Regions from separate parts of the Homo sapiens genome. Here region 2 is linked to region 1. Evidence: read pairs that join two places in POLR2A ChIA-PET (ENCODE). Cell type or tissue: OCI-LY7. All regions are shown on one strand. Links, peaks and the distances in the headings refer to the core of each region. The heading gives the core; the rest is flanking DNA.

Region 1 (12,051 bases), core at 2,090-10,089:
GGGTTCAAGTGATCCTCCCACCTCAGCCTCTTTAGCAGCTGGGACAACAGGTGCACACCACCACCATGCCTGGCTAATTTTTTTTTTTAAATATTTCTGTAGGCCGGGCATGGTGGCTCACGCCTATAATCCCAGCCCTTTGGGAAGCCGAGGTGGCTTGAGGTCAGGAGTTTGAGAGCATCCTGGCCAACATAGCGAAATCCCATCTCTACTAAAAGTACAAAAATTAGCCAGGAGTGGTGGCACATGTCTGTGATTCCAGCTACTCGGGAGGCTGAGGCATGAGAATCACTTGAACCTGGGAGGTGGAGGTTGCAGTCAGCCGAGATCACGCCACCGCACTCCAGCCTGGGCAACAGAGCAAGACTCTTTCTCTAAATAAATAAATAAATAAATAAATAAATAAATACAGATATGCCATGATTGTGCCACTGCTCTCCAGCCTGGGTGACAAGAGTGAGACCGTGATTTGAAAATATACATATACATTTTTTTTTAAGAGGCAGGATCCTGGCCGGACACGGTGGCTCATGCCTGTAATCCCAGCACTTTGGGATGCCGAGGTGGGTGAATCACAAGGTCAGGAGTTTGAGACCAGCCTGGCCAACATGGTGAAACCCTGTCTCTACTAAAAATACAGCAATTAGCTGGGCATGGTCGTGGGCGCCTGTAGTCCCAGCTACTCCAGAGTCTCCAGCAGGAGAATTGCTTGAACCCGGGAGGTGGAGGTTGCAGTGAGCCGAGATTGCACCACTGCAAGAGATCGCACCAGCCTGGGCGACAGAGCGAGACTCCATCTCAAAAAAAAAAAAAAGAAAAAAAAAAAGGCAGGATCCTGCTGTATTGCCCAGGGTAGTCTCAAACTCCTGGGCTCAAGGGATCCTCCCACTTAGGCTTCCCAAAGTGCTTGGATAACAGGAGTGAGCTATCATGCCCAGCCCTGTGTCTGCCTTTAAAATGACCTTAGACTTCGCAAAACACAGGAGTTAACTGGGACAAAGAGGTATGAAGAAAAGGAAACTGATACCACAAGGAGAAGAGAACACAAGGCCCAGCAGTCTGGGCTTGTATTAGCTCATGGCCTTGCATAGCATTGGGCCCTGTGCCTAGAGCCTGAGATGACTTCACCTTTGGGGGAGTGAGAGCTCTGAATCTGGCGGTGCTTTGACATTTTAACAAACTGGCAACAGTGGTGCCCCTTGTGTCTTCCCAGCACCTGCCCCCTTCAGCTCAAATTCCTTGCTTCAGTTACTGCATCTGAAATGATGTCCGAGCTGGAAATGAATAGAAAGAACACAGAACTGCTCCTGCTTCAGTCCTCACTCTTACTAGCTGTGTGACCTTGGACAAGTGACCTAACCTCTCTGAGCCCCAGCAGAGAAGCAGGCCTGGCTTTCAAGGTGATTGTGAGAATGAAGTTAGGTGGTACATATAAAGAAACTTAGCTTGGTGCCTTCTTCCTGGTATATCCTAAGTGTGTTTCCATGAAGAGCACTGGGACGTTGCTATGGAAGCACAGAGCAGAGGAGGGGTGAGCACTGGCCAAAAATCAGGAGACCCGAATTCTACTCACCATGCTACCAATGCAGTGTGACCTTGGGTACATCCCCTCTGGGTTGAAATAGATTTGTATGTATGAAAAGTGCCCTAAAAAGTCACAACTGGGCTGGGTGTGGTGGCTCACGCCTGTAATCCCAGCACTTTGGGAGGCCAAGGTGGACAGATCACTTGAGGTCAGGAGTTCATGACCAGCCTGGCCAACATGGTAAAACCCCATCTCTACTAAAAATACAAAAATAATTAGCTGGGGCTTAGTGGCGCACACCTGTAATCCCAGCTACTCCGGGCGGCTGAGGTGGGAGAATTGCTTGAACCTAGAAGGCAGAGGTTGCGGTGAGCCAAGATCACACCACTGCACCCCAGCCTGGGCGACAGAGTGAGACTCCGTCTCAAAAAAACAAAGTCACAACAAAAAGGGCCCATTTCTGCCAGCTTCCACGTGGGCTTTTATAATAGTTTACAGGAGCTCACTGGGTGCGCCCAGGACCAGGGTGGGGAGACTGAAGCCTGTGGAGCAGGCCACGGCAGGACCAGGCAGGGCCTCCCACGTGCTGTCCTGCAGGACCTCGCTCACTGAAGACGCCATCAGTCAGGCCATCATCAGTTTGCCCAGAAGCTTGTGAGCACCAGCAGACAGGGCCACCTCTCTTTTACCCTGTGCCTTGCTAGAATCAGCCGGGGCTAGGAAAACAGCGGTTGATACAAACAGACATGAGTGGCAGCGGGTGGGCACTGAAGCCAGGCTTCTAGCCCAGGCCCAGCAGGTTCTGTGAGCAGGTGCTGTGCTGTTGACCAGTGCCATTCCTGTTCCAATGAGGCATCGAAGCTGGCACAGGGGGCTTTGCTGGGCTGCAACAGGTGTTCAGGATGGGGCTCAGAGGTTGGCACTTGGCAAGCAGAAGGGGCACGGGCTGGCCAGTAGAACAGCGCTGGGGTGCACGAGGCAAGAGGTAGAGATAAGTCACTGAGAAGGGCAGAAGTGGGGGGACCTGTTTCCAAAGCACTAAGGCTGGTGGCCAGAGCCCTGCCGGCTGCATCAAGTCAGGAGAGTGTGCTCCTGGAAGCATGGGCAAGCGGGGGAGACTCAACCTTAGTTCTGAGTCCAGAAATAAAATGGCCCTCTATTACACAGTTATCTTTGACTCCTCAAGCCCCTCTTGCTTTCACATTGAGTCACTAAATGCTGTCCTTTTTCTGATAGTCTCTACATTTTATTCCTTTGCTTTCAATTTGGTGAGAAAGGTATACATACAGAAGTGTATACAAAAACTGTGCAAAGAAGTTAGAGAATAATTGTATCATGAACCAGCACCCAGGTAAAGATATAAACACAGCCAGCATCCCAGAGGCTGTGCCCCAGCCTGACCATGACCGTTCCTTCTCCCTACAGGTCCTAGTGCAGTTTTGTGATGTGATACAGCCTTGCATTTCTTTATTGCTTTGCACCATTGGGGTTTTAATTGGGATTGCATGGATCTTATAAATCACATGGAGAAAGTGGACTTCTTTTAATGTTAATCCATGGACGCGGTATATCTCTCTAGTTACAATGTCCCCTTTGTCTCACAATCAGGGTTTCTGATTTTCTCCATAGAGATCTTGTACTTTTAAAAAAATTGTTTTCTTGGCTAGGTGCGGTGGCTCGTGCCTGTAATCCCAGCACTTTGGGAGGCCAAGGCAGGCAGATTACTTGAGGTCAGGAGTTTGAGACCAGCCTGGCCAACATGGTGAAATCCTGTCTCTACAAAAATACAAAAATTGGCTGGGCGTCATGGCGGGCGCCTGTAATCCCAGCTACTTGGGAGGCCGAGGCAGGAGAATTACTTGAACCCAGGAGGCAGAGGTTGCAGTGAGCCCAGATCGTGCCATTGCACTCCAGCCTGGGTGACAGAGCAAGACTGTTTCAAAAAAGAAAAAAAAATTGTTTTATTTTATTTCTTTCCTGAGATCTCTGTATGTACTTGTTTTATTAAGAGGTCTGTGATATTATTATAAATTTTTTTTTTTCTTTTTTGAGACACAGTCTCGCCCTGTCGCCCAGGCTGGAGTGCAGTGGCACAATCTCGGCTCACTGCAACTTCCGTCTCCTGGGTTCAAGCGATTCTCCTGCCTCAGCCTCCTGAGTAGCTAGGGCTACAGGTGTGTGCCACCACGCCCGGCTAACTTTTTTTGTATTTTTTAGTAGAGACAGGGTTTCACCGTGTTAGCCAGGATGGTCTTGATCTCCTGACCTCATGATCTGCCCACCTCGGCCTCCCAAAGTGCTGGGAGTGTGAGCCACCGCACCCAGCCTATAAATGATTTTTCTTGCTGGATGTTTTAACTGTTACAGCTGGAATTTTAAAATGCAGCTGAGAGTGCCTATAGTCCCAGGTACTCAGAAGGCTGAGGTGGGAGTATTGCTTGGGCCCAGGAGGCTGCATTCCAGCCTGGGCAACATAGCAAAACCCCATCTCAAAAGATAAATAAAAATTTTTTAAATGAAAATGCAGTGGGTTTGTGTATATTGATTTTTATATCTAGCAAGCTCACTAAACTCTCATGGTAACTTACCTTGTGATTCTTTGGCTTTTATATCATCTCTAAATAATGACAGTTTGTTTTTTTCCTTTCAGATCTTTATATCCTTTTCTTTTTCCTTGCCTTTCTTCCCTGGCCTGGACTTCCCGTACAGTTTGCACCCTACTGGAGGTGGTGACAGTGGGCATCGTTGCCATGTTTCCATTCTCACAGGGAAAGCTATCATTGTTCCTCCACTATCTACGATGTTTGTTATGGGGTTTTACAGCTACCCTTTGTCAGGGCAAGGAAGTCCCTTCCATTCTTAGGTTGCTAAGAGTTTTTCTCATGAGTGGATCTTTAGTTTTCTCTACGAGCCTAGAGAGGATGGTATGTCTTTTCCTTTTTTCCATTAAAGTGATAGATGATGCTGAGTTTTCCAATGCTGACGGACCCTGCGCTCCTGAGAGAAACAGGCTTGACTGTGTTGTATTGTCTTTTTTAGAAGCTGCCAGATTCAGTTTGTTACTCGTGTAGGATTTTTGTGTCTATTTTTCATGAATGAGATTGCCCTGTCCTTTTTCTTTTTCATATTTCCCTTATTAGGTGTTGGTGTCAAGGTTATCATTGCCTCACCGAACCAGTTGGGCAGTCCCCTCTTTTTCTGTGTTCTGAGTTTGTATAAAAGCGGAACTCTTTGTTCCATACATGTATATTAAAACTCACGGAGGATGCCATCTGGGCCTGGAGTTTGCTCTGCAGGAAGGTCGACTCCTGATTAACTTGGTCTTTCATGAACCTCCCATCCTTCCAGACCAGACCACCTCACCGGTGGACCATAGTGGCACCCTAAGGAGCACTGCCCCAGGCCTCCTCCCCAGCCAGTCTTCCTGTTCCCAGCTCTCTCCACCGGTCCCCACTGTCCCCTGATAAAATGTAGATTTACTGTCAGACTCAGGGCCCTCACCTGTGGCCAAACCACTTGCCTATCCTACCCTTCTGCTGTGTCCTGCTGAACTGGAGGCACGCCTGGGCCTCCTGTGCTGGAGCCTCCGCCCACGTGTGGCCCATCCAGACTCCTCCTGCCACTAGGGCCACTTCTTCCGGGAAGCCTGCCCTTCCCTTTAACTGCAGGGCCCTGTCTCCTATAGCTCCCAATTTCCACGTATGATCAAGACCGCTCTGGGGTAGAATTATAATCACTCCCTACCCAAGTGAGTGATCCGAGAGGATGGGTATATGCTTCCAGTTACTTGCTTATTCGGTCAACAAAACATACGAAGCACCAGGCACCATATGGAGCTGGAATACATCAGTAACCAAGACTCACAGCTTCCAGTCTCCAGAGCTCTCCAGTGAGTGGAAATAAGACAGCTTTCACTCGACAGGTGAGCACTGAAAAACGAGTTTTAATCACCCAGAATCCCACTGCTAATGGATGAGAGCATTTCTTCTCTTCTCCGCTTTAAAAAGGCGTATAATTATCTACCTGAGTAAGTACAAGCTACACACTACGCTAATTTACGGATAAGGAAACCGAGGCGTGGGGCACTGAGGCTGAAGCTGGCCCGGCTTAGGAATGCTTGGGGTCTGGATTTTGACTCAGCAGGTTGACTCGGAGCCTCCCTGCCTTCTTGAAAAAATAGAATGTGTGTTGAGCTCTGTCCTCGTTTGGGCCTCGAGTTTCACTTATCTTACTACAGACACCACCTTGGGAACACGAAATGTGCATCTCGCCCCTATCTGGGTGTCACCCTCACCGGCTCCCTTGCTTTCTTTTCGGGCTGTAGGGGCAGAACCCAGCCCGGGAGTTCGGAGCCTGGGCTCTCCCGGCGCTGCCATCAACTCCCTGTGATCCCAGCTCGTCACTAGGCCTCTCTGCGCCTCTTTCCACCTGTGTTAGGCGGGGCTGGGATTCCACCCCTGGCGATGGGCGTCGAGGATCCAGCACAGCCGGGGCGGGGCTAGGCGGGCGCGGGGGACGAGGGGCCCCGGGGAGGAGGGCGGGGCGGGGCACGAGGGCCCTGAGAGCCGGAAGCGCGGGGCGGGGCCTGTGCCGGGTGCACCTCGCGAGCTAGCTGCCGCCCCGCCTGTGTCGCGGTCGTACCCTCCGCCCTCTGCGCCGAGAGCCGCTGCCGCCCGAGACCTTCGAGGGCTCCTCGCCCCTGCTTCCTGGGAGACCCTCTCCGCTGGGAGAGTCGCAGTCACGGAGCCGGGGGACACCTGTACGGGCAGGCGGCCGGCGAAGGCCCGGCCCGAGAGGAAGCGGGCCCCGAACGCCGCAACTGCCTGGGAAGCGGCTTTGCGTGTGCGCGGCGAGAGTAGCGGGGCCATTGCCGGGCGTCTCAGGCGCCCGGGGCACCTCCGCCCTTCTTCCTGCCGCAGCTTCCTCGCGGCACTGGGAAGGGCGGCGGGAACGCAGGCGCTGCGCCGGGCGAAGGCCGCGGCCCTGCTCTCATCCTCAGCAGTTGGGAGGCTGGGGCTGGGCTACACCGACCCGAGCGGGGGCCGGGCGCGGGCCAGGCTCCTCCCTCATCTCCGGCTCCGTGGGCCGCGTGGCTGCCCCTTGGCAGGCTCTGCGGGGTCCCTGTCCCTGCCTGGGTAGTGTGCGCCCTTACCCTCCCGCCCCGCTTCAGGCCCTGCAGTTGAGAACACGGCGCCCTCGCCCCAGCCTGGTCCTCGCTCTAGATCCCGACCCTGACGCAGCCTGGGGAAGCCTACAAAGCCCCTCTCAAAATATTTTTAGATGAATAAAATAACAAGATTAGGAAGGAAGGCTACTATGGTAAATAGTTGGCTGGTCGCGGGGCTCACGCCGGTTTTCCCAACAATTTGGGAGGCCGAGGCGGGAGGATCGCTTGAGCCTAGGAGTTGGAGACCAGCCTGGCCAACATAGTGAGACCGTCTCTACAAAAACTTTTTTTTTTAATTAGCCGGGCGTGGTGGAGCACATCTGAGGGCCCAGCTACTCGGGAGCTGAGGCAGGAGGATCCCTTAAGCCTGGGAAGTCAAGGCTGCAGTGAGCCGAGATGGGTGCCACTTCACTCCAGCCTAGGCGACAGAGTGAGACTTGCAGAAGGAAAGAGAGAAAAGAAATACAGTAACAGTTAATAAAATTCTTAACACACATGTAATAATGTATTTTACTCACACATTAAATAACAAGACTAAAGTTGCAAGTCTAATATTCACCATGATTTTGAAATACCAGTGAGTATAAATGATATTTAGAGATTTCTGCAACAGCTGAAATGTGATATGAATATATCTGGGTTTCTCTTGGTGACAAAGTCACAGGGACAGCTAACACCTACTACTGTGGGAATTTTAATATCAGAGGTGGGTGAAAATGAGATCGCATACATTCCTTCAACCCAAATTCAGAAGCCCCCTGGCTTCTATCCTCTGACCTCCCTTCCCCTCCCCTCTCTCTGTGGATCCCAGGTTAAGAACCCCCACCCATGTGACGGGGTGTGAAGAGCTCAGTGGGAGGGGCAGAGAGGAAGAGCCTCCCTGACCCCGGTGTTTGCCTAAAGAGAAGCACAGAGCCAGTTTTCATACTCTGGGCCTTTGCACATGCTGTTCCCTCTGCTGGGCCTTCCCATCCCCCTGCCCCCTCTGCCACCCCAACCTCCTGTCTCCTTGAAAATACCCTACCCCATGCCACCCCCAGCATGGGGTTTCCTCTCTTCTCTTGCTGTCTAGTATCTTCCCAGCTCCACACAGAGCCTGTGTGTTGATCTCAGGGGTTTGTGTTCAGGCCTGGCCTCCTGCTGGGCTGAGCTAGGCAAGGCCTGGGCTGGGGCTGCTCCATCCCTAGGGCCCATTTCAATACTGGTGCTCAACGCATGTTTATTGGATGGATGGATGGATGGATGGATGGATGGATGGATGGATGGATGGAAAAGGTCATGCCCACCATGTTTTCTAAGCATCTTGCAGTCAGCAGCCGCCTGACTCATCTTTGGGCACCCTCCCCTGGCAACAGCAAAGGCTGTGTCACCAGCCCTTCCGACCAGGCTCCTGAGGGGGGTCTTGCATACCTTCTCACAGGTCGTGTCCTAAGATCCCATTTCACCAGTGGGGAACCTGGCCCTGGGAAAGGTCAAGGCTGGCTCCCTTGGTCTGGGAGCTGGCAAGTGGTGCATGAGGGATTCCATCCAGCCTGCCCTGGCCACACTGCTATCCGGTACATCAGCTCAAAGGGCCTCTGCAGAGGCCAAGGTGATGGGAGAGTTGGCCACATGTGAGAATAAGCCCATGCCCTCTGGAGGGAACTCTACTTTGAGTGATAACACTTCTTAAAATGGTTAAGTCATCATTAAGACAAAAACCAAATACACTTCTGATTTCATTCACCCTGTGCACCCGTGGTCACCCCAGCCAAGGGAGACTTGGTGATGCAGGGGATTGAGAAGCAGCCACTGTCTCGATGCTCCCAGCATGGTGGGGGCACCAGGAGTGTGAGTTGGAGGGGGGAAGGAGAGGGCAGGACCACTGGGGCAGGCTGGGAGGGCTTCACGGAGGAGGTGCTGCTTGGGTGAGGCCTAAAGGTCAGTAGGAATTACCTGTATGCAGGAGAGGATGGAAGGGAGTAGGAGGACACTGTAGTCCAAAGGCCCGAGGGGTGAACCTGCAAGTCCCATTTGGACAACTGAGCTCAGCTTGGGGAGCTCGGCCCTTAGGAGCCTCCGGTACAGCACACGAAACCAGTCAGCCACAAAACCAGGAGGTGGTTGTTAAGTTTCTTCTACCCATGCAGGTAAAGTTGAGAGAACCGTGAACTGGTTTCCTGCGGAGAGGATCCTGGAGCACAGTCCATGGCTGGGAGCCTCCAGACCTCGGGTGCGAAAGGTAGTGATGGGAGAAGGGAGGACACCCCAGGCAGAGGACACGACCTGGACACAGAAGTGGAGACTGGATTGGGAGTAGAGGAGTGAGGCTGCCTGGTGCCTCAGAGCTGGAGGAAGAATGACAACTGAGCCTGGACACCTGGGCTGGGGCAGGACACCTGGGACACTGGGAAGAGCCTGGGGCACTGGGAAGAGCCTGAGGCACCAGGCTGAGGCACCTGGGGCTGGCGGGCAGGAGGGCGCGTACGGGGGGAGCCACGGAGGCCTTTGGATACTCTAGCACTGTGTGGAGGATGGCGGAGAAAGGCTCGCACAGGCCCCCTGAGCCCGGCATGGGGATCCTGGGTAATAACCACACCTACCCACCTACCCAATGGGTACAGACCTTTTATCTCATTGGATTCACCCAACATCTTATGAAGAAGGCAGAAAAGTTTATTCACTTATCCAAAAAACATGATCCGTTTAGATCTGAGCTGGAATAACAGAATTTTCTTTTTACTTTTCCCTCCCTCCCTTCCTTCCTTCTCCCTTTCCTTTCTTTTTTGACAGGGTCTCATTCTGTCACCCAGACTGGAGTGCAGTAGCACAATCAGGGATTGCTGCAGCCTCAACTTCTGGGCTCAAGTGATGCTCCCACCTGAGCCTCCTTAGTAGCTGGGACTACAGGTGTCCAGGTGTGCACACCACACCCAGCTAATTTTTGTATTTTTTGTAGAGACGGGGTCTTGCCATGCTGCCCAGGCTGGACAGAGAACTTTCACATTCTGTATTATATATTTCCAAACTATTGTAAAATTTGATAATGAGCATATATTACCTTTATAATCAGAAAAAAGACAATAAAGATTTTTAAAAAATAATGATCCAGGTCAGGCACAGTGGCTCAAGCCTGTAATCCCAGCACTTTGGGAGGCTGAGGCAGGCGGATCATGAGGTGAGGAGATCGAGACCATCCTGGCTAACATGGTGAAACCCTGTCTCTACTAACTTTGGGAGGCCGAGGTGGGCGAATCACTTGAGGTCAGGAGTTCGAGACCAGCCTGGCCAACATGGTGAAACCCCATCTCTACTGAAAACACAAAAATTAGCTGGGTGTGGTGGCATATGCCTGTAATCAAATCCCAGCTACTCCAGAGGCTGAGGTGGGAGAATCACTTGAACCGAAGAGGTAGAGGTTGCAGTAAGTCGAGACTGCGCCACTGCACTCCAGCCTGTGCAACACACCGAGACTCCATCTCAAAAAAAAAGATTCAGGACTAGGATACAAAGTTGACTCTCCCCAGATTAGCTGGATTTTCCAAACATCCAAATATCACAATGCACACCCTCTCCATTCACACAGGCCCCTTCATGGAGACCCACAGCAGAGGTTTCCCTGAGTTCTCAGTAATTGATAAGATTCTTTTTTTTTTTTTTTTTTTTTTTTTTGAGACGGAGTCTTGCTCTGTTGCCCAGGCTGGAGTGCAGTGGCGCAATCTCGGCTCACTGCAAGGTCCGCCTCCCAGGTTCACGCCATTCTCCTGCCTCAGCCTCCTAAGTAATTAATAAGATTCTTAACCTTAGGATCCCTATCTAACCCTGTTTCTCTTTTGTACTGGCCATCAGGAAGCAGGATGTCAAATGTGAATTTCGCCTCTTCCCCCCTTGGCATTTGTGCAGGACCTTCTGCCATGTACTTTTGTTGTTTGTTTTTAGAGACATGGTTACTATGTCGTCCAAGCTGGTCTCAAACAACTGTGTTCCAGGGATTCACCCACCTCAGACACCCAAAGTGCTGGGATTCCAGGCGTGAGCCTCGCCCGAGCCCAGCCTGCCGTGCAATTTTGCATATTAACTATACTCCTTTGCCTGACTCCTCTACCTTTATTTTACTTTATACTCATTTTTACCGAAGCTGCCTCTTCCTTTTGGAATGACACAAGACACAAATTGATACTTTTTTTTTCTTTTTGTAACAAAGTCTCAATCCATCATCCAGGCTGGAGTGCAGTGGGCTTCAGCCTTCAACTCCCCAGATTCAGGCAACCCTCCCACCTCAGCCTCCTGAGTAACTGGGACCACAGGCGCACACCACCACGCCTAATTTTTGTATTTTTTATAGACAGGCTCCACATACCTGGCCACCATACAGGAGCCACCATATCCAGCTGATACATTTTTTCCTTAAAAACCATAGAAAAGCAACTGAAAGGGAAAAAAACGTAACTAAAAGAGAGCAAGCACATTCGCTGAGTGCAGTGGCTCACACCTGTAATCCAAGCATTTGGGGAGCCAGGGTGAGAGGATCCCTTAAGACCGGGAGTTTGAGACCAGCCTGGGCAACATAGTGAGACTTCATCTCTACAGGACATTAAATTAGTTGGGCATGGTGGAGCACACCTGTAGTCCACCAGCTTAGGAGGCTGAGGTGGGAGGAATGCTTGAGCCCAGGAATTTGAGGTTACAGTGAGCCACAATTGCGCCACGGTACTAAAGTCTGAGTGACAGAATGAGACCGTCTCAAAAAAAGAAAAAAGAAGGCAGGGCATGCTGGCTCATGCCTGTAATCCCAGCACCTTGGGAGGCCGAGGCAGGTGGATCACCTGAGGTCAGGTGTTCAAGACCAGCCTAGCTAACATGGTGAAACCCCATCTGTACTAAAAATACAAACATTAGCCGGGCGTGGTGGTGGGCGCCTGTAATCCCAACTACTTGGAAGGCTGAGGCAGGAGAATCACTTGAACCCGGGAGGCGGAGGTTGCAGTGAGCCTAGATTGCACCACTGCACTCCAGCCTGGGTGACAGAGTGAGACTCCCTCTTAGAAAATAAAAAAAAGAGAGAGAAGCAGGCTCTTGGTAGGAGGCCTGGCATAATGCCTGGACCAAAAGTAGTATCCATCCATTTCCTTAAAAAATAATATGTTTTGGCCGGGTGTGGTGGCTCACACCTGTAATCTCAACACTTTGGAAGGCCGAGGCAGGAGAATCACCTGAGGTGAGGAGTTCAAGACCAGCCTGGCCAACATGGCAAAACCCCTTCTCTACTAAAAATACAAAAAAATTAGCCAGGCATGGTGACAGGCACCTATAATCCTGAGAGGTGACAGCGTGCTGGCAGCCCTTGCTCGCTCTCGGTTCCTCCTCGGCCTTGGCTTGA
Region 2 (11,299 bases), core at 914-8,913, 190 kb after region 1:
GAGGTTTGAGGAGTGGCCTGGGCACCTGTCTTTAGATTGCAATGGGCCTTCCCAGTTGAGAAACATTACATAGATTTCCCAAGTTGAAAGTCACTCTTGAAAGCTCTTTAGTTGATTCTCTTGCTGTCCAGGAGAACCACCCCAGAATGTATCACATCATAGCTACAATTGTTGGAAGGGTGCTCTTCACTGAGTTCTCACTTGTAATTCACTCTTCCCTACACGGAAGAGACCTCATACGTCATAGTTGTCCCGTGTAGTCCTAGTTAGTTCAACAGACACTTACTGATCACACTAGGCTCCAAGGATAATGAAATAGGACACGGAGAAACGTACAACAATGAATAATGCAATGGGCTGTGGCCTGAGTACAGAAGCACTGCAGACTCAGAGAACCAGGGGTCACTTGGTGGTGGGCTCTGGTTGTATTATCACAGTTAGCCAGAAAACACTGTAGTCCCAGTTTGTCAACTGCAAGGAACTTATTAATCTCTCAGACCAGGGAATTTGCATGCAAACCAAGCCAAGATCCAAGCTCTCAGCTGATTAGTCACACCATGTTTCGTTCACTGTGTCATAAACATTTCAGTAGCAAACATGATTATCTTCCAAGGACTGATTTCTGGCATTCTGAGTCTGAACGCTCAGGGAGAGGGGAAGACTAGAAGTACTCTAGCTGGAGAATGTATCAGCCTTTTTCCTGGCTCCCATGCAATTTCTAATCCAGGATAAGTGTCTATAAAATGCTTTGCTGCTTACAGTAAATTAAAAGAATTAATTTATTGAGTATCTAAATGCTTTATAGAGGTAATCTCGGCCGGGCGCGGTGGCTCACGCCTATAATCCCAACCCTTTGGGAGGCTGAGGCAGGCGGATCACCTGAGGTCGGGAGTTTGAGAGCAGGCTGACCAACATGGAGAAACTCTATCTCTACTAAAAATACAAAAGAAAAAAAAAAATAGCCGGGCGTGGTGGCACATGTCTGTAATCCCAGCTACTTGGGAGGCTGCGGTAGGTGAATTACTGAACCCAGGAGGCGGAGGTTGCAGTGAGCTGAGATTGCGCCACTGTACCCCAGCCTGGGCAACAAGAACGAAACTCCACCTCAAAAAAAAAAAAAAAGGTAATCTCATTTAATTAGCATAGTAACTGTCAGAGATTGGTAATAGTCCCATTTTACAGGTAAGGCAACCAAGGCACAGAGAACTTAAGTAATTGCTCAAGGTGATAAGAAAAGTCAAGGTGCTAGCAGCATGGCAAAACACCTAGTAGGATTTCCCATCACTACTACTTATTCCCCAGAGGTGAAAATGTTTATCTCTGCAGAGTAGCCAACTTCAGGGCAGAGAAGTCACCAGTCACAGGGAAAGGACAAAATGGACCTGGGTTATACCCTGAGAAGACAGCAAAAACTCTCCCCTCAATCAGCTAAAGCATGGCTAAGAGCACACTGTCCCCCTGTTCCTATACCTCAGCTCCCGCACACCTACTAACAGCCCTTGTCTTGATTTTCATCCACCCCAATCCTATACCCTCCAAGGCTCACTCCCACAGATGCTTCCTCCTGAAAATCTCTTTTAACTTTTATACAGCAAAACTGTGTCCACCTCCCGGCCACAGCACGTTATCTGTATCCCTATGGAATCTATCCCAATCTCCTATGTTAGTATTATCTTTGCTACCTGCTACTCCATGCTTTTGGTCTGTCTGTTCCACACCTCTTGAGGACAGTGTTCCTGGAGGCAGGACTAAGGATTACACATATTTACATTTTCTACTGTGGCTTATATTGAGTAGATGTTCTGGAAGTATTTGTTCAATGAATGGTTATCCTAGTATCAAAAGGGCCCTCCCACATCCCTACCTCCAAAATGACCCATTGCCTGACTTTTCAGAACCAACATAGTTGAGGATATGTTTGCAACTACCCTAAGTAGTCAGCAGGAGACATAGAGACCCAAGTTGGTATTCTGTTCCAGGACTCACTCCTCTGGGAAGCCCAGCTAAATTCTTCCTCTTTGTTTTCTTTTGTTATTAGCATAAGCAACTACTATTACACTAAGCAAAGAGGAATGGGAGATAACAGAAACTGTTTTAAAACACGGCATTTGAATCTGTTAAACATTAACTGATTAAACTTTCACTGATTACAAAATGTAAAATATACAAACAATACAGCAATGTTTTATAATTTATACACTTCTTTCCTATACATTATCCTCAAAATAGTCCTTTTGCTATATGTGAGGTAACTAAGGCCTAGAGAAATAAAGTGACAGTCATAGCTTACATTTCTTTTGTAGGAAATGGAGCCAGATATTGGGACTCTAGATCTACAACACTGCCTCACTTTGAGTAAAACTCAACAACTGCACGCTTATTTAATAATGAAGAATAGATTTTTTTTGAGATGGAATCTCGCTCTGTTGCCAGGCTGGAGTGCAGTGGCGTGAACTTGGCTCACTGCAACCTGCGCCTCCTGGGTTCAAGCAATTCTCCTGCGTCAGCCTCCCGAGTAGCTGGGACTACAGGTGCGTGTCACCATGCCTCGCTGATTTTTGTATTTTTAGTAGAGACGGGGTTTCACCATGTTGACCAGGATGGCGCTGATCTCTTGACCTCATGATCCACCCGCCTCAGCCTCCCAAAGTGCTGGGATTACAGGCGTGAGCCACCGCGCCCGGCCGATAGATTGTTATTTTTAAGTATATCTGCTTTGCCATCCTAACAACTAAATTATCTGCTTCCCAGTGCATAAAGGACTCAAACAACTCAATACAAAGAAAACATATATTCTGATTTAAAAATGGGCAAAAGATCTGAATAGACATTTCTCAAAAGACATATAAATGGCCAAGAGGTATGTGAAAAAATGCTCAACATCACTAATCATCTGGGAAAGGCAAATCAAAACCACAACAGCATCTCACACAGTTTTATCAAAAAGACAGCCAATAAGTGACTCTGGCAAGGATGTGGAGAAAGGGGGGCCCTTGTACACTGCTGGTGAGAATATAAATTAGTACAGCCACTGTGGACACTCCAAAACAGTTTGGAGGTTCCTCAAAAAAAAAAAAAAAAACAAACAAACAAAAAAACAACTAAAAGTAGAACTACCATATGATCCAGAAATCTCACTGTCAAATATATATCCAAAAGAAAGGAAATTGGTATACTGAAGAGACTGATTTTACTCCCAAGCTTACTGCAGCATTAGTCACAACGGTCCAGATAGGAATTGAGTCTGGGTGCGGTGGCTCATGCCTGTAATCCCAGTACTTTGGGAGGCCAATGAGGGTGGATCACTTGAGGTCAGGAGTTTGAGACCAGCCTGGCCAACATGTGGGAACCCTGCCTCTACTAAAAATACAAAAATTAGCTGGGCATAGTGGCGCATGCCTGTAATCCCAGCTACTTGGGAGGCTGAGGCACGAGAACTGCATGAACCTGGGAGGTGGAGGTTGCAGTGAGCTGAGATCATGCCACTGCACTCCAGCCTGGGCAACAGAGCAAGACTCTGTCTAAACAAAAAAAAGATACAAATCAACCTAAGCGTCCAACAACAGATGAATGGATTAAAAAAAAAGTGGTATAAATATACAGTAGAATATTATTCAGCCATAAGAAAAAATGAAATTCTGTCATTTGCAGCAACCTAGATGAAACTGGAGGACATTACGTTAAGTGAAATGAGGCAGGCACGAGAGAGACGAATACTACATATTCTCACTAATATATGGGAGCTAAAAAAAAATTGAAGTCATGGAGATAGAGAGTAGAATGATGGTTATCAGAGGTGGGAAGGGTAACGGGGAGAGGGTAATAAAGAGGGATAATTAGTGGGTACAGAAATACAGTTTGATAGAAGGAATAAGATTTAGTGTTCAGTAGTACAATAGGGCAACAAGAGTTAACAGTAATTTATTGTACATTTCAAAATAACTAAAAAAGTGTAATTGGAATTTTCCTAACACAAAGAAATGATAAACGCTTGAGATGGGCATTCCAGTTACCCTGATTTGATCATTACACATTGTACACTGTATGCTTGTATCAAAATATCACATGTACCCCATAAATAGGTATACTTAGTATCTATAATAATTAAAATTTTTATAAATAAATAATTTGTTTCCCCAAATAACACCTTGCTTTTGGCTTGTCAGATGGACACCAGGTGAAACTGTCAAGTCAATGAGGTCTGTCCATCCCTGTCTTACCTGCTCTATTCTCTCTCCCTGGTCTGTCTGCCCTCTGCATTCTTCCACCAACCAGTGCTCCCACCATCATCTATCAAAGATCCACATGGTTGTAGATTCCAACAGGCCCCGGGGATCCAAGACAGAGAGGGATCATAGCTCCCACAGTTAGGGACTGTGACTTACTTAATTCAAAGTATTTTCATTATCAGACATTTAATAATACGTCCCAGAGCTGAGAGTATGCTGTCAGCAGTAGTTGGTAGGGATACAAGATGACGACCTTCTCTCTGACCTCAAGGAGCTCATGCTTTGGTAGAGAAGAAGATGTGAGAGAAACTAATAATCATACAACTACACAGTAGTAAGCACTACACAGAGATGGGATGGAAGAGCCGTGGGAACTGGGAGGAGGGTAGGTCATTCTACCCCAAGCCCTCTGCTCCTTTTCTAGAAGTTCCCTACTTTTCCTACATCTGTGGAGCACGTGCCAGGCACCACGACAAGCTCTGAGCCCACAGGAAAGACTGAAAGGTTGGGCTGATGGTTAAGACACAGGGTCAATTTATAGGATGGCATTTCAGGCACATAGTATCTGGGAAAGAGGGACTGAACTGAAACTGACTGATTCCCTTAACAGCTGGGTGACTTTAAGCAAATTACTTAACCTCTCTGAGTGTCTGTTCTCATTTCTTTCATTCATTTAACAAATATTTATTAGATACCTACTGTATGCAAGGCACTATGGACACAACAGTGTTGTGTTTTTTTTTTGTTTTTTTTTTTCCTGAGACACTGGAGTGCAGTGGCATGATCTTGGCTCACTGCAGCCTTGACTTCCTGAGCTCAGATGATCCTCTCACCTCAGCCTCCCAAGCAGCTGGGACCACAGGCATGTGTCACCATGCCCGGCTAATTTTTGTACTTTTTGTAGACGTGGGGTTTCGCCATGTTACCCAGGCTGATCTGGGGCTCCTGGGCTCAAGCAATCTATCCGCCTCAGCCTCCCAAAATGCTAGGATTACAAGCGTGAGCCACTGTGCCCCACCACAGCTGTGTTTTGTTTGTTTGTTTGTTTTTGGAGACAGAGTGTCACTGTTATTGCTCAGGCTGAAATGCAGTGGCCCGATCTCGGCTCACCGTAACCTCTGCATCCCAGGTTCAAGCGATTCTCCTGCCTCAGCCTCCCGAGTAGCTAGGATTACAGGCATGCGCCACTATGCCTGGCTAATTTTGTATTTTTGTATTTTGTATTTTAGTAGGGGTTTCTCCATGTTGGTCAGGCTGGTCTTGAACTCTTGACCTCAGGTAACCCACCCGCCTCTGCCTCCCAAAGTGCTGGGGTTACAGGCGTGAGCCACCACGCCCCGCCAACTGTGTATTTTTAAAAACCTATCCTTGTGGCACTTAGGTTCTGCTAAGGGAGGTAAACAATAACAAATATAAAATTTAAAGCTACAGTATATAGATGGTGATATGTGATCTGGCAAAAAATAAAGCAGAGTAAAAAGAAAGGGAGTGCCCATTGTGGGGAGAGGGATATTAAAAAGACAGGTCAGGGTAACATCTGAGTAGAGACCTGGAAGAGACCAGGGCATAAGCCACGTGGCCACCTGGGGGCAGAGCAATCCAGGCAGAGACTGTCAGTGCACAGGCCTCAAGGAGGAGGCAGCCTGGTGTGTTCAAGGAACAGCACAAGCTGGTAAGGCTAGAGTGGTGTGGAGGAGACAGGGTGCTGTTAGAGATGGAATCTGATAAGAGGGCCAGGCTGAGCAGGCCTGGTAAGCCATTAAAGGAGCTTGTGCTCTCACTCTCAGTGAAGTGGGAAGTTACTGGGAGGGGAGGTGGGTGGTTTGAGAACAGGAGTGACATGATTTGACTTCTTATCTTAAAAAGGAAAATGGGTGAAAAATTGAGACTAGAGAACAGGGCAGAAAGCTTGGAGGGCAGTTACAATGCTACTGCAGCAATTCAGATGCTGGCATTTGGACAAGGCTGGTGGTAGTAGAGCCAGTAGGAAGTGGTTGGATTTGGTGTATATTCTGAGACAGAGCTGGTAGGACTGCTTGATGGATGAGAGACGAGATGTGGAGAGTAGGAGAAAGGGGTCAAGAATGACTGAACAACTAGAAGGAAGGAGTTGCGGAGCTGCCGCTGACTGGGCTGCGGAAGACTGAAGAAAGGACAGGAAAGAGCTGGAGAACCGTGTTAGACATGTTTGAGATGCCTAATTAGGCTTCCAGTAGTGACATCAAACAAGCAGATGGATATATGGGCCCAGAGTTTAGGACAAGTTCTGATGTGGACTGTGTTTTCATCTCCAGCAAGCCACATGGCTGCCTGGGGGCAGGGCAATCCAGGCAGAGATACAACCAGTGAAGAGGTCTAGAGGAGGAGCACAAGGCCCACGTGGCTAGAGTGGTATGGAGGAGAGAGTCCATTTCATTTATGTGAGTTAAAGTTACCTTGGGCAAAGCAATCAGCAGTGATTGGCACACAGCAGGTATTCAATGATCAAGGTTCTTTTCCTTCCCCTTCCCTGCCTGGCCCAGTCTCTACCTCCTGTTCATCTGAGACTTATTTCCTCAGCTCAGATCAATGTACTAAACATCTGTTTCTTCAAGGTACTACAGGAGCCTGGAAAATGAGAGAGACCAAGCTGGCTTGGGCTCTTGACACTTGGATGGTTCTTTAGCCTTGCCATCTTCAAGTCTTCCCCAATACTACTCATTTTGACTTGTTTCAATATTCCAGTGAAAGGGCAAGAAAAACCATCACATTTCCCAAGAGTAGATATAAATTTGAATTAATAAAGAAAGTTGGTTAGAGTTTGAACTTCAAACCCTTCCATGATGTTTTTGTTTAAAAATAAAACAGACTCAAAATAGTAACTTCCATTTTCACGTGACTAACAAATAGCAATTGTGGATTTCAGATCTTGGTACACTACATTCCTCCCGGAAATAAATCGGAATAAGTCAAATACCAGGAGTTCTGAGAAACAGAAGTCTCTGATTTGGGCTCCATTCTTGCTTGACGGATTATGGGGGAAAAAGTCACATTTAAAACTCTTCATTCTGGGGTGGTAAGGAAATGTAGGCACTGTTCTGGGTCCAGAGGTAGAAGGAAAACTACATGGTATTTCACAAAATGCTCAAGACAGTCTCTGTGGTGTGTAGAAACAGGCAAATGTTTATTTAAAACTTTCAGTTCAGTAGAAGGATGTCTAAGAAAGTTTTTAAAAAAGGCAAAAGGAGGCTGGGTACGGTGGCTCATGCCTGTAATCCCAGCACTTTGGGAGGCTGAGGTGGGCAGATTACTTGAGGTCAGGAGTTCAAGACCAGCCTGGTCAACATGGTTGAACCCCGTCTCTACAAAATTACAAAAATTAGGCTAGGTGCGGTGGCTCATGTCTGTAATCCCAGCACTTTGGGAGGCCGAGGCAGGGGGATCACCTGAGGTCAGGAGTTCGAGACCAGCCTGACCAACATGGAAAAACCCTGTCTCTACTAAAAATACAAAATTAGTCAGGCATGGTGGCATATGCCTGTAATCCCAGCTACTCGGGAGGCTGAGACAGGAGAATTGCTGGAGCCCGAGACAAGAGCGAAACTCCATCTCAAAAAAAAAAAAAAAAAAAAAAAAATTAGCCGGGCTTGGTGGTGGGCACTTGTAATCCCAGCTGCTCAGGAGGCTAGGGCAGGAGAATTGCTTGAACTTGGGATGTGGAGGTTGCAGTGAGCTGAGATCCTGCCGCTGCACGCCAACCCAGGTGACAAAGTGAGACTGTGTTCCAAAAAAAAAAAATTAAAAAAAAAAAAGGGCAAAAGGACAAGTGACCTGTGTCTACCCCAAGAGCCAGCTAGAACAGCTTGCCTGGTGGTAGAACAATAGTCTTGTAGGCAATGGCAGACAAAAATCCCCTAGGCAGCTGTAAAACACTGGCCCAACCTCTCAAGCTCCTATTACTCTCTAGGCGTGGGACCCAGGCAGCAGTAAATCATCACAACCATCAGTGCTCAGTGGAGTGAGATCATCTGCAGGGATTCCTTAATGAAACGTGATGACTTCTCTGGCACTCCAGCAAGTGGGGTGTGCTGAGGACACCACGCTTTTCTCAGGAGATCAGTTATCAGCTTTTCCACACGTTCTCCTGAACCAGCACACAAAACAGCCCACGTGGCACCATGGCACCGACCTCAGGACTGTGCCGAGCTAGCTGGATAGCTTGCTTGCTTTTCCTTAAGTTCTGGTTAAAATGCACTGTACCAACTGCTCATTAAGGTCTTACTGTGTGTCAAGCAGTTGTAGGTGCCAAGGAAACAAAAACAGGCAGGATTCTGTTGTTTTTATGAATTCTGCTCTCATGGAATTCATAGTCCAATAAGTAAATGCATCTGAGTCAAAATCAGACTTCCTTTTAAAAACGAATGTGGCCAGCCAGGTGTGGTGGCTCACGCCTGTAAACCCAGCACTTCTGGGGGCCAAGGTGGGTAGATCACATGAGGTCAGGAGTTCAAGAACAGCCTGGCCAACATGGTGAAACCCTGTCTCTACTAAAAATACAAAAAAATTATCTGGGCGTGGTGGTGCATGCCTGTAATCACAGCTACTTGGGAGGCTGAGGCAGAAGGATTGCTTGAATCCAGGATGCAGAGGTTGCAGTGAGCTGAGATTGTGCCACTGCACTCCAGCCCGGGTGACAGAGAGTGAGTCTGTCTCCAAAAAAAAAAAAAAAACAAACCAAGAATGTGGCCCTTCCTTCTGCTCTCAGGGCTGGGGATGTGTGGAGGAGCGTGTCCACAAACGAGGCCTACAGGCACGTGTGGATAACCTGATGGAGCCGGCCCCAGGATGTGCTTCCCCCTTTATATTCATGTAGGAAGAACTGCTGTAATTCATAAAGTTTATATTATCCCATTTAATTCTAACAGTGTTATGGAGTTTCTTGGTGAGAATCACTCTCCCCATTTCAGCTGACACTAAGAAAGATCAAGAGACTTGCCAAGCCCACCAAGTTAGTTCATAGCGGCACCGAGATTATAAAACCAAGTTCTCTGATTCTCATCCCAAAGAAACAGAGAACTTGGTTTATAATCTTACTGCTCTGCAAAACCTCCCCAAGTGACCGGTGGTTCACCTACCTGTCCTTGACCTGCTTCTGTCTGCTCTCAATTTTTCTTACCCGTACCTCCACCCTGCCTTTGCCTCAAACTTCCCATCTCCATGAAGGTAATCTTCTGCTTTTCCTAAGCCAATGGTTGTTAAGTCTGGTCTCCAGATCTGCAGCATCAGACTCACCTGGGAAGTTGTTAGAAATACAGATTCTTAGGCCTCGCCCCAGATCTACTCAATGAGAAATTCTGGGAGTGGGGTCCAGCAATCTGAGTTTTAATGAGCTTTCCAGGGATTCTGCTGCATGCTAAAGCTAGAGAACCCCACTGAACTAAGCTAAAAAGCCAGGTACCTCTAGAGTCCCTGTGTTGCCCCACCATGATCACGGGGCCCCCACATACACAAACTCCATGACTAGAGAAGAAAGCCATTTGTCTGACACCATGCAGCAGTCACAAAATGCAGTCACATCCAGTAAAATTTTTCAGGGCCAGCTTAGGCAAAAGCTTGAAGCAAGAGGTAACAGCCCTCCCCTTTGTGGTCTACCCTTCATAATGATAGCCCCCTTTTCTCAATCAGTGCAATGGCCTTTAATTCAACCCCCTCCCACCTCATCAGACCCAGCTCTTGACCCTTAGATTAGAAGCCCACCACAATGCGAGTGGATGTGTTCATACATAACCCTCTTCCCTAACCATGAAACGTAATGAAAGGCTCCAAGCTCTGTTCAAGAGGGTAGACAGGGGTACTTCATCTAGAGTAAATGCTAACAATAAAACGTGAACTACGCAATTGCGCTACTTTCTACAAATTACAGAACGCTTCCATAACTCTCACAAGGATCACAAAAGCTACTTCTGAAACAGACATTAGAACCCAGGGGCCTATCTACTGTAACACGCCAGACATTATATAAATTCTTGTTAGTCATCTAATGGGGCTATTATAAAAGTTCTGGTCACTCTGTAAGGGCAGGGGCCCATGTCACCAGAGCACACTGCCACATAAAAAGAATTTCTTTGTCGCAAACCCAGGCCATTAGAAATAATGCAGAGACACACGACTAAACAAAGGATAACTTCCTGAATCCAAAGTATCAAGTTTACTGAAAAGGGCAGGGGACGACCTTTACGGTCCGACTTTTCTTTGTGGAGATCTAATGATCCTCTTATCTACTCCCTTGACTGGCTAACAGGTCTGTAGTTTTCTCTTAGAAGAATGAAAGGTGGTTATTCTCTTATTGTTTTAATGTCTACCGCAGCAACATTTGGAGGAATAAAAAAGGCCCATAGAGGTAGAACTGAGGTTCCCGCACAATCACTCTTTGCCCATCAATATGGAATTTATGCTCAGTTCTAAAATGCACAAAAATTGCATTTGAAAAATGAGAAGCTTTCAGAAGTCGGAAGTGTGTGTGTGTGCGTGCACACACACACACACTCTCTTCCATATGTTCCAGAGAGGTGGAAATATGCACAAGAAGAATCTGATGACCCTCCCATTCCGCCTCCTTTATTTTCATTTCTTAGAAACTCCTTCTATTGGAACATCCCTTCCCACATTTATATACAGGGATAGATTCCTGGAGAAGAGAGGGAGTAAGATTCACAAAAGATCTAATTTGGAGCACTAATAATTACAGCAGCTGAAAAGCATACGAAAGCAAAGAGCCCTGTTAACAAAACACTATCAGGGCACTTTCCAGAAAACAGACCGGCGATGAGATTACTACTAAAAATAATGAAGACAAGAAGAGCCAAAATCAAATCTCAACTATGCAGACAGACTTGTAGAATTTTTCACCTTCACTGCTACAATCAGCATTTTTTAAAAAGAGCAGTAGACTGCATGAGTTGACAAAGGAAGAAAAACAAAAGATAGCAAGAGACTCATTCTGGACACACAGTTGCTATTCTGTATTCACAACTCTACACCAGCAACAGCAGCTCAAATAAGGCACAAGGTGGGGTCCTGGACAAATTCAC

The links. ChIA-PET counts read pairs that join two places held together with the same protein. Peaks named below come from ENCODE experiments on the same cell type or tissue, not always from the same donor. Only the 100,000 strongest peaks of a DNase experiment are listed, where the experiment ranks them.
Region 2: POLR2A ChIA-PET joins it to region 1 with 13 read pairs; 3 of 35 experiments call an interaction of 5 or more read pairs at or near these places.

The regions. Positions count from the first base shown.
Region 1 is chr14:100,208,635-100,220,685 of GRCh38, reverse strand. All of the region lies in intron 1 of YY1-DT (YY1 divergent transcript), which reads left to right. Among named protein-coding and RNA genes, the nearest start is that of YY1-DT, 24 kb to the left of the region's middle. RefSeq lists enhancers at 2,275-2,776, 5,716-5,765, 6,443-6,943 and a silencer at 5,986-6,705. In OCI-LY7, for the core only: no CTCF peak of the experiment used is centred there; DNase peaks (open chromatin) are centred at 6,095 and 6,475; H3K4me3 peaks cover 1,810 bases; H3K27ac peaks cover 1,016 bases.
Region 2 is chr14:100,019,918-100,031,216 of GRCh38, reverse strand. It overlaps a transcript of EVL not described here. Among named protein-coding and RNA genes, the nearest start is that of EVL, 40 kb to the left of the region's middle. In OCI-LY7, for the core only: a CTCF peak has its summit at 5,787 (motif pointing right); a DNase peak (open chromatin) is centred at 5,836.